2 separate regions of the Mus musculus genome follow, and region 2 is linked to region 1. Evidence: chromatin loops called from intact Hi-C (ENCODE). Cell type or tissue: left cerebral cortex. All regions are shown on one strand. Each heading gives the region's core, and the rest is flanking DNA. Links, peaks and the distances in the headings are about the cores only. Region 1 overlaps Gm41953 (a long non-coding RNA gene). Region 2 holds the start of Etnk2 (ethanolamine kinase 2).

Region 1 (6,994 bases), core at 1,311-6,310:
TGTCAGGTCTGTACACACATCAGGGGATTAGTCTGCCTTAGTTATGGTTTCATTGCTATGATAAAAACCATGATCACACACAACTGGGGGTTGGGGGGAGAGATTTATTTCTGCTTAGCGCTCCACATCACTGGGATGTCAGGGCAGGAAGTCAGCCAGGGCAGGAGCTGATGCAGAAACTTTGTAGGAGTGTTTCTTTCTGACTTGACTTGCTCAACCTACTTTCTTTTTCTTTCTTTTCCTCTTCTTCCTCCTTCTCCTCTTCCTCCTCTTCCTCTTTCTCCTCCTCGTCCTTCTTTTTTAGAGACAGGGTTTCTCTGTGTTTGGTGCCAGCTGTCCTAGAACTCACTCTGTAGACCAGGCCTGCATGAAACTCAGAGGCTGGCCTGCCTCTGCTGGGATTAAAGTCAAGTACCACCACTGACCAGCTTCAGCCGGATTTCTTTTTTTGTTTGTTTGTTTTTTTAAAATATTATTTATTTATTATTTATACAAGTACACCATAGCTATTTTCAGACACACACCAGAAGAGGGCATCAGATCTCATTACAGATGGTTGTGAGCCATCATGTGTTTGCTGGGAATAGAACTCAGGACCTTCAGAAGAGCAGTCAGTTCTCCTAACCGCTGAGCCATCTCTCCAGCCCCTTGTTTGGGTTCTTTTTGGTTGTTTTGTTTTGTTTTTTGACAGGGTTTCTCTGTATAGCCTGTCTGTCCTGGAACTCACTTTGTAGACCAGGCTGGCCTCAAACTCAGAAATCCACCTGCCTCTGCCTCACAAGTGCTGGGATTAAAGGCATGTGCCACCACTGCCTGGCTCAGCCTGATTTCCTATAGCATCCAGGACCACTAGCCTAGTCCTGCCCACAGTGAGCTGGGCCTTCCCACATCAGTCATCAATCAAGAAAACACACCACAGGCTTGTCCACAGGTCAATATAGTAAAAGCATTTTCTCAACTGAAGTTCCATTTTCTTGAATGACTCTGGGTTGTATCAAAGTTATGTATAACCAGCCAGCACACCCTCCAAATGCAAGTTTTTATTATTCTATTACATTTTCCATTGCAAATTAAATCTGAGGGAGCAAGCCCAAAATGTACAAGGACAGCTGGTCAGATGGTGCAGTGGGTTAAACACAAGCCTGTTTTAACACCATTAAAGTGATGGTGTACACATTTAATCCCAGCACTCGGGAGACTGAGTTTGAAGCCAGCCTGGTCTACAGAGTGAGTTCCAGGACAGCCAGGGCTACACAGAGGGAAAGGAAGGAAGGAAACAGGAAACAGTTGGGGGCTGAAGAGATGACTAGGTAGCTATGAGCACATCAGCTCTTGCACAGGACACAGGGAACTCACACAGCAGGCAGCTCACAACTGCCTGTAACTCCAATTCCAGGGGACTAATAACATCTGTTTTCCTCAGGACTCCTTCCTGCAGGCACCTGGAGCACAGGCAAACACACACACACACAACTAAACAAATCTTTAAACATATGCAAACAGCAAATAAATGCAGGACCTGAAGAGCAATAGGGTATTGTTAAGGCCTGGGTAACTAACTGCTGCCTGGTCTAGCCAGCCATTTTATGCTGTTATTACTGTTACGAATAAACTTTATCATGTGCTGTTACTACGGTTACTAGAAAACTTTCTGATGCCTGAGTTGATTGCATATTCTGTTATGTTTTGTGTTGGAGTCCAGGAATCGCCTCATAAGCCACACAAACACTGGTCTCAGTCAGACAATATTGAACATACACCCCAGGCCTAGTCAACCAGGGCTATGGTCCAGATTCAGGAACTGAACCAAGACCCTGAGTTAAGGTCCTACAGGATTTTTAAGCCCCAAATCCACAAACATCTGTGCCAAGTTGTTTCACCATTCAGGATTTAAGGATAGGGGGTTTGCTTAGGAACATCTCTTTGTTGTACACTTCTCCTGTTCCCATTGTTTGGGGTATTCAACTGTGGCAGGAGACTTGCCTTATCTAATATTCATATCTGTCTTAGTTAGGGTTTTACTGCTGTGAACAGACACCATGACCAAGGCAACTCCTATAAGGACAACATTTAATTGGGGCTGGCTTACAGGTTCAGAGGTTCAGTCCATTGCCGTCAAGGTGGGAGCATGGCATTGGAGGAAACGAGAGTTCTATATCTTGTTCCAAAGGCAAACAGAAGAAGATTGGCTTCCAGAGAGCTAGGATCAGGGTCTCAAAGTCCATGCCCACAATGACATACTTACTCCAACAAGGCCACACCTACTCCAACAAGGCCACACCTCCTAATAGAGTCATTCCCTGGGCTAAGCATATTCAAACCATCACAGACTTGTTCCTAAGGAAACCCCCTGTCTTAGTTAGGGTTTTACTGCTGTGAACAGACACCATGACCAAGACAAGTCTTATAAAAAAAATACTTAATTGGGGCTGGCTTACAGGTTCAGAGGTTCAGTCCATTATCATCAAGGTGGGAGCATGGCAGTATCCAGGCAGGCATGGCACAGGAGGAGCTGAGAGTTCTATGTCTTCATCCAAAGGCTGCTAGTGGAAGACTGACTTCCAGGCAACTAGGGTGAGGATCTTATACCCACACCCACAATGACACACCCATTCCAACCAGGTCACACCTATTCCAACAAGGCCACACCTTCAGATGGTGCCACTCCCTGGTCCAAGGATATACAAACCATCACACCCCCTATCCGTGAATTCTAATTGGTGGAATAACTTGGCACAGATGTTTGTGGATGTCAGGCTTAAAAGCTCAGTAGGATTCTGGATCAAGGTTGTGGTCAGCTTTGGAGTCTGCTCTGTGGTCCTGATCAGTCAGTCCGGGGTGAATGCTCAATAAACTATCCCCATCTGATTGAGATACATGTGGTTTGTGGGGTGACCCCGGACCCTGACAAGTATGATTTATAAAATGGACGGGACTAGAGTTTTCAATAAGAAAACTACATTATCAGAGTGGAGCTGAAGCAGTTGTCAGCCATATGGAAGAAACTGTAATGAGCTAAACAAATATCTATCTATTTAATTACTTGGACCTATTTCTTGAGCAAGTTATATATCTCAAGCAAGAAAAATGTTTCTCTGTCTCTTTGTTCGAGGTGTGGGATGAATCACACTCCCGGATTTTTGTAGCCCTGGGTGGCCTGGAACCTGCTGCTATGTAGATTATGGCTAGCCTCAAACTCCCAGAAATCTGCCTGCTTCTGCCCCCAGAGGGCTGGGATTAAAATTGTGGAATACTACACCTTGCACACCACATTTTATGGGAAGGGAAACAGTGCTTGTTCAGGATGCCTGAGAGAAACAGGAATAAAGAGACCTTCATGGTTTCCTCCCACAAAGGCCTTGTCACAGCTGGATGATAAAGCCAGATGTTTCAAGTTAAACTGATTAAATGAGATTGGCCAACCAGTGAACTGCTCACTGAGCAGGGTGGCCAGGAGGAACACAGCAAATCTGAAAGGAACTTGGAGAGCACATGCCACACTCGCTGGCAGAAGTGAAGGGAAATGGGGAGACTGTGGCCAGGCTTGGGGCAGGCTAAGGAGGACAACGTTGCTCTTATGAGACGTTTGGCCTGCCAGTGGTAGAGCACACCTTTGTTACCAGCACTCAGGAGGCAGAGGCAGGTGGATTTCTGAGTTGGAGGCCAGCATGGTCTACTGAGTTAGTTCCAGTACAGCCAGGGATCCATAGAAAAACCCTGTCTCAGAAGAGGAAGAAGAAGAGGAGGAGGAAGAGGAGGAGGAGGAGGAGGAGGAGGAGGAGGAAATTAACACAGCAGGGCCCATCTGAGGCAGCAATAAATGTCTCTGCTTTGCGTGTATGTTGTGTGGAAACACCATCACAGGTGTCGTCTCACACCTTGCCTTACCTAGAACCAAACATCTTGCCTGCTTCTTGAAACTGTTTCTTGCATGACTGCTGGATTTAATGTGTCCACTAGAGGGCAGGCTAAACTCACAAATTCTGCACATGGAGCATCTAGTTCTCTGGGGCTGCTGTTGTTTTATTTATTTTATTTTTGAATGTATGTGTATGCGTGCCTGTCTGTCTTGTCACTGTGTGATGAACACGCCTGTGGCGGCCAGAAGAGGGTGCTGAACCTCTGGAACTGGAGTTTCTTGGGCCACCTGCTGTGGGTCCAGCAACTGAACCAACTCCTCCGAAAGAGCAGCAGGTGCTCAATGGCTGAGCCATCCCTCTCTCTGTCTAGCCCTTGTTTATTATGAGTTTTGAGATGTCTATGTATCCCAGTCTAGCCTTAAACTCTTCATCCCCCTTCCTCCTCCCTGGAGTTCTGAGATTTCCAGTGTTCGATGCCAAGCCCAGGTGGGCCTTCTGTAGGTGTCACAGGCTTAATTTCACCCACTAATTATTTTCAGACTGCTGCTATTTTGAGTGTTTTTTGTTGTTGTTGTTGTTGTTGTTTTTTTTTTTTTTTTTTTTTTTTTTTTTTTTTCTTCTTTTTCGAGACAGGGCTTCTCTGTGTACCCCTGGCTGTCCTGGAACTCACTTTGTAGACCAGGCTGGCCTCGAACTCAGAAATCCGCCTGCCTCTGCCTCCCGAGTGTTAGGATCAAAGGCTTGCGCCACCACACCCAGCTCGAATTTTTTTTTTTTTTTTTTTTAAAGATAGGGTTCACTAGAGCCTGGAGAGATGGCTCAGCGTCAAAGTCACTGGCTGCTCTTCTAGAGGTTCAATTCCCAGCAACCACACCGTGGCTTACAACCATCCACAATGAGATCCTGATACCCTCTTCTGTCTTACAAGACAGAGCAGTCACATACACAACTAAATACATGTTTAAAAAGACAGGGTCTCATTGTGTAGCACCGGCTGGTGTCAAATTTATATTCCTCCTACACGCCTCACACTTTGCCAGAATTAATGTGTGTGCCCAGTTCCCACCAGTTCTTTTAGTGGTGTGTGGGGGAGTTAGAATGTGAGATCAATACATCACCATTAACTACCATCACTATGCTGTACATCAGAGTCCCCCAAATTCAAAGCTCAAAGTTTCTTTCCTCTGAATAATAACCTGTCACTCCCCTACCAGCACAACCTCAGCCCCCAACTGCTTCTGTCAGTCTAACTGTCTGAATTCCACAGAAGTTAAATCATATACTGTCTGTATCTCTTTATCTGACTTAACACATGGAGTGTGATTTCCCCCTATGTTCATTAGTGCAGATACAAATGAGACTTTATTATTATTATTATTATTATTATTATTATTTTAGGTTTCTTGGTGTAGCTCTGGCTGTCCTGGAACTCACTTTGTAGACCAGGCTGGCCTCGAACTCAGAGATCCACCTGACTCTGCTGAGATTAAAGGTATGTGCCACCACTGATAGGCAGTTTCCTTCATTCTTAAAACTGAAGAGTATTCTGCACTAGATAAGGATCAGTCATGTTTTCCTTACACGCTCATTTATTAATGGACCCCTTAAGGCGGGTATGTGGCTGTCAGGAATAATGATGTAATGAGAAGGCTGGCTTGGAATTCCCCAGCTGATCTGCTGACCTCAAAGGTACAGCAATCCTCCTGCCTCTGCCTCCTAAGGCTGTGATTACAGGTGTGTCAATCTGGCCTCTCCTGCATTGCTAATAATAGTACTCTAGCCTTCTAAACCCACAGTTTAGTGTCTGGCCCTGAAGCCATTTACAACAAATGAAAAAGTTGCATGCCTTAAAAAAGACTAGGGGGTCAAAAAGATGGCGCCACAGTTCAGAATACTGACTGCTCTTCCAGAAGACCTGGGTTTGATTCTCAGCACCACAAAGTGACTTACAACCACCTGAACTTACAGATCTAGGAAATCTATCCTCCTCCTCTGGCCTCTACAGGCAACGAGAATGCATTCTGTACACAAACAAACATGCAGCCAAAACACTCAGACACATAAAATAGTGATAAAAAGACATTTCAAGAAGTCTTCAATGGAGCCAACTGTAGCAGTGCAGGCCTGTAATTGCTGCACTCAAGAGGCGGTGGGGGTGTGCTGGGCGTGGTGGTGCACGCCTTTAATCCCAGCAGAGGCAGGCGGATTTCTGAGTTTGAGGCCAGCCTGGTCTACAGAGTGAGTTCCAGGACAGCCAGGGCTACACAGAGAAACCCTGTCTTGAAAAAAAAAAAAAAAGAGGCAGTGGGGGAAGGATTGTTTAAAAAACCCTCTCTTTCAACAAAAACAACAAAATTACCCTCCCCGAGAGAAAGAGAGAGAGAGAAATGGAGAATAGAAGACAAGAGAATCCAAGATATAGCTCAGTTCATAAAGTACTTGGCTTTGAAAGCTTGAGAACCTAAGCTCAGATCCTCAGAATCTACGATAAAAATGTCCAGCGTTGTGGTGCCCTTGTAATCCTGGAGACTGCAAAATGGGCGGATGGTGGAGATGCTCCAGAGGTCACGGGCCAGCTAGTTTCAAGCAAAGTTCCTTGCCTCTGAGGGTCCCTGTCTCAAACCATCAAACAAACAAACATGGAGGTGCTGTAAAGAAGATTCCAGTTAAATATTATTAAATAGAATATTTATTATTGCCTCCATAACAAATCCCCTTTACCCCTCAGTTAAGTGGACTTCAAAGCATACAGAGCTAGGACTAGGGCTATAGTTCAATGGTAGATTGTTGCCTCTCACGCATGACATAATATGTCCAGTACCTAGTACTGCCAAGCCAACTGCTAGGGAGCCGAGTGTGGTGTGCAATAGGTGTAATCTCAGCAGTTGGGAGGTAGAGGTAGGAGGGTCTGGAGTTCAAGGCCACCCTCAGCTATAGAGCAGAGCTACATCAGAGTTTGTCTAAAAAACAAAACCCCCTACTTCAAAACAAATGTCTGACCTTACAGTTCAGTAGGTTAGAAGTCCACCCAAGTCTCTGGACTGAAGCCTGGGTGTCTGTCACAAGGCTGTGTTTCTTCTGTTTTTTGTCTTTTCCTCACCTCCAGGGGACGTCCAGCTACAACCCGAAAGCCA
Region 2 (6,729 bases), core at 1,730-6,729, 320 kb after region 1:
GGTGGGAATGCGTTGTGTGGCGGGCAGTAGAGCAAGCCTCTGCTTCTTGCCAGTATCCCAACAGGAGAGACAAGCTGTGCACACTGGCTCTCCATGCCATGGACATCCCACCACCCACTGGGCCTGTCTGGGTCCTGGGTGCCACCTTCATCCGCAAGTTCTATACAGAGTTTGATCGGCATAACAATCGCATTGGATTCGCCTTGGCCCGCTAAGGCCCTCTGCCACCCAGTAACCCTAGGCCAAGCCAAGCTGGCAGTCCTGGGGGCCATTTTGTCTGGCTTTGTCCCCAACATAGGGACACTGGACACAGAGACCCTAACGAGTGTTTGCCCCTTCACCTGCACTCACCCTTCCCTGCTTTAAGGAAAAATCGAATAAAGATTTCATGTTTAAAGCCTGTTTCGGATGGGTTCTTTGGAGTTTGGAGGAGGTACACCTGCATGGTCACACGTAGAGAAGACTATGACATGTGAGGCCAGAGATGGAGGTTTGTTAGTAAAGTGCTTGCTTTTCAAGTGTGAGAACCTGAGTTTGATTCCAGGAACCCACACTAAAACCAACAAACAAACAAACAGGGCTGGAGAGATGGCTCAGTAGTTAATAGCACTGAGTGTTCTTCCAGATGTCCTTGCGTTCAATTCCCAGCAACCACGTGGTGGCTCACAACCATGTGTATGGGGTCTGATGCCCTCTTCTGGCATGTCTAAGAGAGTGATAATGTACTCATAATTAATTAATTAATTAATTAATTAATTAATTAAAAAAAAAGCCAGATGGCGAGTGTTTCAATCCAGGATGTTGAGACATGTAGAGACAAGCAGATCCCTGGAGTTTGATACCATAGGAATGACCATTGAAGTTGTCCTTTAGCCTACACACACACACACACACACACACACACACACAGAGAGAGAGAGAGAGAGAGAGAGAGAGAGAGAGAGAGAGACAAAAAACACACAGATGGACATTCAGACAAAGAGACAGAGATGGACAGAGAGACAGTGAGAAATAGATTAGAGGAAGAATGTGACAAAATAGACACCGCCTCCACACACAAATGTTTCTGTGTGTAAGGTTGGTAGCTTCTGTCTACTGTCAACCAGATTCACATAAATTTTTTTCGTACCACTCTGGGGGAAAAGCCTTAGGGCTATGGCAGGTGAGTATATTCACTAGTTTAATGTCAACGCGACACAAACTAAAGTCATCTGAGAGGAGGGCACCTCAGGTATGAAAATGCCTCCAGAAGATGGAGCTGCAGTCAAGCCTAGAGACCATTTCCCTAATTAATGATTGATAAGCCAATTGTGCGTGGTGACGGACCAGGTTCTGTAAGAAAGCAGGCTGAACAAGCCACAAGGAGCAAGCCAGTAAGCAGCACCCCTCCACGGCCTCTACATTAGCTCCTGCCTACAGGTTCCTGTCCTACTGCTTGAGTTCCTGTCTTGACTTCCTTTGATGATGAACTGTGGTGTGGAAGTATAAGTCAAATAGACCCTTTCCTCCCCAAGGTGTTTGATCGTGGTGTTTCATCCCAGGCCCCGTGCTGCTGAACAACCCAACCCTATATGGAATTCCCTGGAAAACCTCTGTCAGCATGCTCTGCACACTCCGTGCCCCTGCCCCATGTGACCATCTACAGAGGCAATCTAAGTCGTCACTGTGCAAGAACATGGAATGTCAGACATCCAATAATCCTACCTCACACACATAGAAAAACACATAAAAAGGCTAATTTGCCCAAGATCACTCGGTGAAGAATCAAGCGGAGAAGGAACCTGAAAAACTATCCGAGAGAATCCAACCCAAATGACACAGCCCCTGGGGGCGGGGCTCTCACCTCAGTCCCACATGCGCAGTGCTGGCACAGGGACAGAGCTCCAAACACCTTGCTTTGGGTCAGGTGCACACACGGGCTGTCTTCCACCTCCAGGCCTAAGCTCCACAGGTTTTGTTCAGCCTGCTTTCTTACAGAACCCAGGACCACCAGCCCAGGGGAGGCACCACCCACAATGGGCTGGTAGAGGACTCTTTTTCCACTCACCCCTCAGACTGCCCATGAAGAGTGTATAGCTTAGGGGATAAGAAAGCAGGCATCAACCTGTATTCCCTCATCCCTCTTTGACCCCTCCTCCCCCAAAAGCAAGGTACTGAGTGTCCCAACCAAGCGCTTGGTATCTGTAGGATTTCACTCTCCTAAGGTTAAGGACCCAGGGCTTCTCTGAGGTGATATTTGTATAGCGGGAGCTGCTTTCAGGGTGCTGGCACAGAGCTGAGAAAGCGAGTCTGGACTCCCACTGATTGTGTTCCCTTGTGCCGCAAGGTTTGCTTTGCCTATTGCAAAAGAAAGAGCTGGAGGCAATGTCCTTTCCAGTTCTGGCATCCTGGGACATCATGACCTCAAGTAGGTGGTCCCTCCCTACCATCTGCTACAATGTCCAGTACAGTGGCTGCATGCTGTTGTTTGTATGCGTATAAAGATTAAAGTTACACAAAATGTCACACTGGCCACATTTCAAGGGCTGAGTAGCCACGTGAGGCTAGTGGCCCCTGCAAGAGGCACCAGCACAGAAACTGGACCAGAAGACCTGGGTGCAAAGCAGCAAGAACCAAAAGGCCTCGTGGTGGAGATGTTCCTGAGTAGGTCGGAGGGACAACCTTGGGGACACAGAAACACATCTATTTTGTAGGCATTTTTCAAGTAGGGCAGTATGAGGTGATAAGAAATGAGGTCCCAAGGCAAGCCCAGGTCTCTCTATGCTAGAGAGCTGGCAGCTAACTGGTCTCACTCTGGAAGTGACCAGGGGAATATATGACTAAGGGACGGGCTTTCCAAGGGCTGGCCTGGCCTCTTTCCATGTGTCTTCTCTGTACAGTAAGTCTGCCAGGGGACTTATCCCTTCCCCTTGTCATGCTACATACACATAGATCCCTAGGTTGTACTATGGCCTTTGATCACCTCTTTGCTCAACAAAACACTGAGCTCCGGGCACCTGTGCGACCACTATCTATGCCCAGTCAGCCTTGCAGGACAGGGAGGAAGGCTTAAGGATTATTTAGTGAGCCAAACTCAGTCTTGCTCAAAGTCCTGGCTTACAATGTGCTTGTACACTCATAAAAGTACCCTGGAACATTCTATCAGAGTCCAGTCTGCCTATGGGACACTCACCCTGAACCATCACCATGCTGTTCTCCATCGAAGGTGTGTGTGTGTGTGTGTGTGTGTGTGTGTGGTGCTGAATGATGCCTAGAAGGCCTTAGAAACGCAGCCCAACCTTTCCCAAGAGATTTAATGGCAAGCCGAAGCCCACACTATAGGAGCATCCGATCTCCACGTTCCAGGATGAGGTTGGGACAAAGACAAGCTCTTCCCTCCTTAGCCCCAGCCCCTTACCCTAGACTACCCGGAAAAGAGCTCTTTAGCTGTGGGCTCCAGTGGGAAACTGGTCAACCAGTACTAGGATACTGGAGCAGGGATCTGGGGCGGGGCCTGGGGAGGCTCCGCCCTTTGCGTCATTAAGGCGGGGCATCCCCCACCCAGAGCTCCAGGTAGCGGTGGAGCCAGCAACGGGAGATGGCGGGCTGCACTCGCCCGGAGGCGGGGGCGGGGCGGGCAAGGGGCGTTACTGCGACCCATGATGTCACTGTCGCGGCGGACCTTGGCGATTCCCGGCCAGCTGTGTTGCTCGGTTGCATCGCCGGAGATTGGAACAGGCAGCTCGCTCATGAGTCATGGACTTCCCCTGGCCCCTCCTCGACCACTCCCACTCTCTCTCAGGGCCCCCCCGTAGGGGCTAACGCGGGCGCGGCGGCTCCGAGGGGGTGGGGCTGCTGGGAATGGCTGTGCCCCCTTCAGCTCCAGTGCCGTGCTCGCCCTTTTACCTGCGGAGGCAGGAGCCTTGCCCGCAGTGCTCATGGAGCATGGAGGAGAAGGCGGTGGCCAGCGCCGGCTGCTGGGAGCCTCCAGGGCCCCCGAGGGCCGCCGTCCCATGCTTCAGCGTCACGGTGGAACAGGACGACATCCTCCCCGGTGCCCTGCGCCTCATTCGGGAGCTGCGGCCGCACTGGAAGCCCGAACAAGTTCGGACCAAGGTAGCCGAGAGGGCGTGAGGCCGGGGATGGGGCGCTGCCGGGCTGCAGAGGGGCTGCGTGGACGCCCGTCAGTGCATCCTCCAAGTGCGGGTTCCAGGGTTTTGCGGCTGTTGCGCAGGAGATGTTTTGGACCGTGGTTTGAATATGTGTGTAACTCTCCATTTCTCTTTGATCCCTATGCAAAGCTGGGCTCACGCTTCCCTGGACCCTCCCCATTCGCCTGCTCCTGCCGCCGGAGGTCCACCTGCCCACTGTCAGCGTGCTGCGCGTGCAGCCCCACCCCCTGTCGCTGCGTGCTTGTCCCCTAGTTGCTCAGAAGTGCTACCCAGCCACTCTGACAACCCGAGGAAGCACGAACTTTTAAGGAAACCTCCCCCTACACCCATGCTGTTCCTTCGCCCTAACTTGAGATCCAAGCCTCGGGGATCTGAGCATTCCTTGTGGCCCCAGGAGCCAGCCCTGTGCAATTCAGAATTCCAGCTAAGCCCTGAGACCTTCTTCACGTGGCCTCAGGCTAGCTCTGAGCAACGCCCCTTTTGACCCCCACTCCATTTTCTTCCCACCTCAGCTGAATACTTTGTCCCACACACACACCTGTGGGCAGAACTGCCCACTGCGAGCCCCTAGCTTACTCCCTCCCTCGCTGTCCTGCATTCTCTTAAAAACCTACCCAGCCCTACACCCCTGACAGCCTGCTTTGGAGGGTTCGGGCCCCATGTCATTGGCCTTCTGAGTATGGAAGGGGCAGCTCTAAGGAGAATCTGGGCTGAATGTGGTAACATTTTCAGAAGACCTGGTCAGGAACAGACAGTGAAGGCATCAAGCCATATTTGAGATTAAACCCAGCACTGCATACCAGATGCTAATCTGGACCCCCACTAGGCCTGTCGTCTCACCTAGAAGGGGTGGGTCCCCTGAAGTCCCATCCAGCTCTGCCCCATAGCGCCCATAAACCTTTAGTTCAGGGTTCCTCCCTCCTTATCACCCTGCCCAGAGAGTCTGGGCTCCCACTCATATTGTCTCCTGTTCCTCCTGGTGTGGAATTCAGAGATTCAAGGACCTCTGGCCACCAAAGCCCTGGGAAGAGTGCCAACTTCAGTACCCTCCTTGTCTCTCTGCCACTGGATAGAGCAGGAGATACAGCTCTGAGAGCCCTTGCCTGCCTTAATGAGAGGCAGCTGATCAGGGTGTCTGTCTGGGCAATTTCTAGCCCTCCCTGGCTACATTCTTGCCTGCAGTGGGGTTCTTTCAGGGCCAGGATGGAGAAAGGAGGGGAGGGCCTCTCTCCAGCGCCTAGTGCAGACGTGGCCACTGTGCTAGATAGCATGGCCTGGACGCGCAGCTAGGCTGAGTGAGTGTGCCTGGACTCAGTGTGGCTGCTCCTTCCCATCCACCACCATGAGTGTCCCTTTATTCCAAGGCACAGTTTAGTACTAGCTGGCGTGGGGTTATGTTCAGCATTCCAGTGAACGAATTCTGTTTTGACTGAAGCTCTGGGAAGAGAGCGGAGGACCATGCCGCACCCTCCCACCCATGGCTGTCCTCTCCCCATGCTAGCGCTTCAAAGACGGCATCACCAACAAGCTATTGGCCTGCTATGTGGAGGAGGACATGCGGGACTGCGTGTTGGTCCGGGTGTATGGGGAGCGCACGGAGTTGCTGGTGGACCGGGAGAATGAGGTCAGAAACTTCCAACTGCTGCGAGCACACGGCTGCGCCCCCAAACTCTACTGTACCTTTCAGAACGGGCTGTGCTACGAGTATGTGCAGGGTGTGGCCCTGGGACCTGAACACATCCGAGAGCCCCAGCTCTTCAGGTGAGGAGGGAACAGGGCATTATACATCATTTTCTCAGAGGCTGTGGTTTTGATGGTCTTGGCTGTGAACAATGAAGAGAGTCATAAGGCCCGCCATTGCATTGAAAATATTTGTTAATATATGCTACTCAGAGGCTACACCATTCTATAGGCTTACAGGGGTATCCACTAGAGGGTTGAGTTCCAGGGGAACACAGCAGAGACCAGGTTGTTACCGCACCCCACCCCACCCCATTTCTCAAACCTCTGTCCACTTGTCTGCCGTGGAAATGTTCAGAAGCCCCGGGAATGACGTCTGAGCCAAATTCTGAAGGCACACAGGCTTTCTACCCTGCCTGTCTTTCTTTTTTATTTATTTTATGTTTATTGGAGTCAGAGCCTTCCAATGTAGCAATGGCTGTCCCGGAATTTGATATGTAGACCAGGTTGGCTTTAAACTCTAAGAGACCCACTTGCCTCTGCCTCCCAAATGCTGGGATTAAAGGTGTATGACACCTTGACCAGCTTTCCTCCCATCTTTTGCAAAGACAGAAAAGTGTGAAGACCAACGAGCCTATGCAGGATGAACGAACTCAACTTTAGCAGGCTGGACTAGCCTCTCCTCCCCCATAGCTGAGGGCCCTTTGGGTTCCCTGACAGTGAACATCCAGATTTGGAGTACTGCTGAGGCCTTCATGCAGAAGGCCCACAAGGACTAGGTCCTAGTCCCAGTCCCTGGATATGTAGCACCTAGGAACTGTGTTTAACCTTCAAGCCCTGTGGATACTACTCTAGAGCAGAGAGCATACCACTCTCAATGCTCCGACTGAGGTAGGGT

What was found. A loop is a pair of places that touch in the nucleus more often than their neighbours do. Peaks named below come from ENCODE experiments on the same cell type or tissue, not always from the same donor. Only the 100,000 strongest peaks of a DNase experiment are listed, where the experiment ranks them.
Region 2: a loop joins it to region 1, with 2.9 times the contacts of the local background. A loop is called at or near these places in 7 of 42 quality-filtered maps.

What each region holds. Positions count from the first base shown.
Region 1 is chr1:133,035,636-133,042,629 of GRCm38, forward strand. Gm41953 (a long non-coding RNA gene) reads left to right here. Exons shown (of 3, transcript XR_878532.1): 3 at 1-235. Among named protein-coding and RNA genes, the nearest start is that of n-TKctt25, 4.7 kb to the left of the region's middle. In left cerebral cortex, for the core only: CTCF peaks have their summits at 3,944 (motif pointing right) and 4,144 (motif pointing right); a DNase peak (open chromatin) is centred at 3,963.
Region 2 is chr1:133,359,924-133,366,652 of GRCm38, forward strand. It overlaps Etnk2 (ethanolamine kinase 2), which reads left to right and starts at 3,649. Exons shown (of 8, transcript NM_175443.5): 1 at 3,649-4,095; 2 at 5,653-5,912. The coding sequence starts at 3,841. Ren1 (renin 1 structural) reads left to right here. Exons shown (of 9, transcript NM_031192.3): 9 at 54-397. The coding sequence ends at 215. In left cerebral cortex, for the core only: no CTCF peak of the experiment used is centred there; DNase peaks (open chromatin) are centred at 3,608, 3,984, 4,026, 4,320 and 1 more place; H3K4me3 peaks cover 1,453 bases; H3K27ac peaks cover 1,283 bases.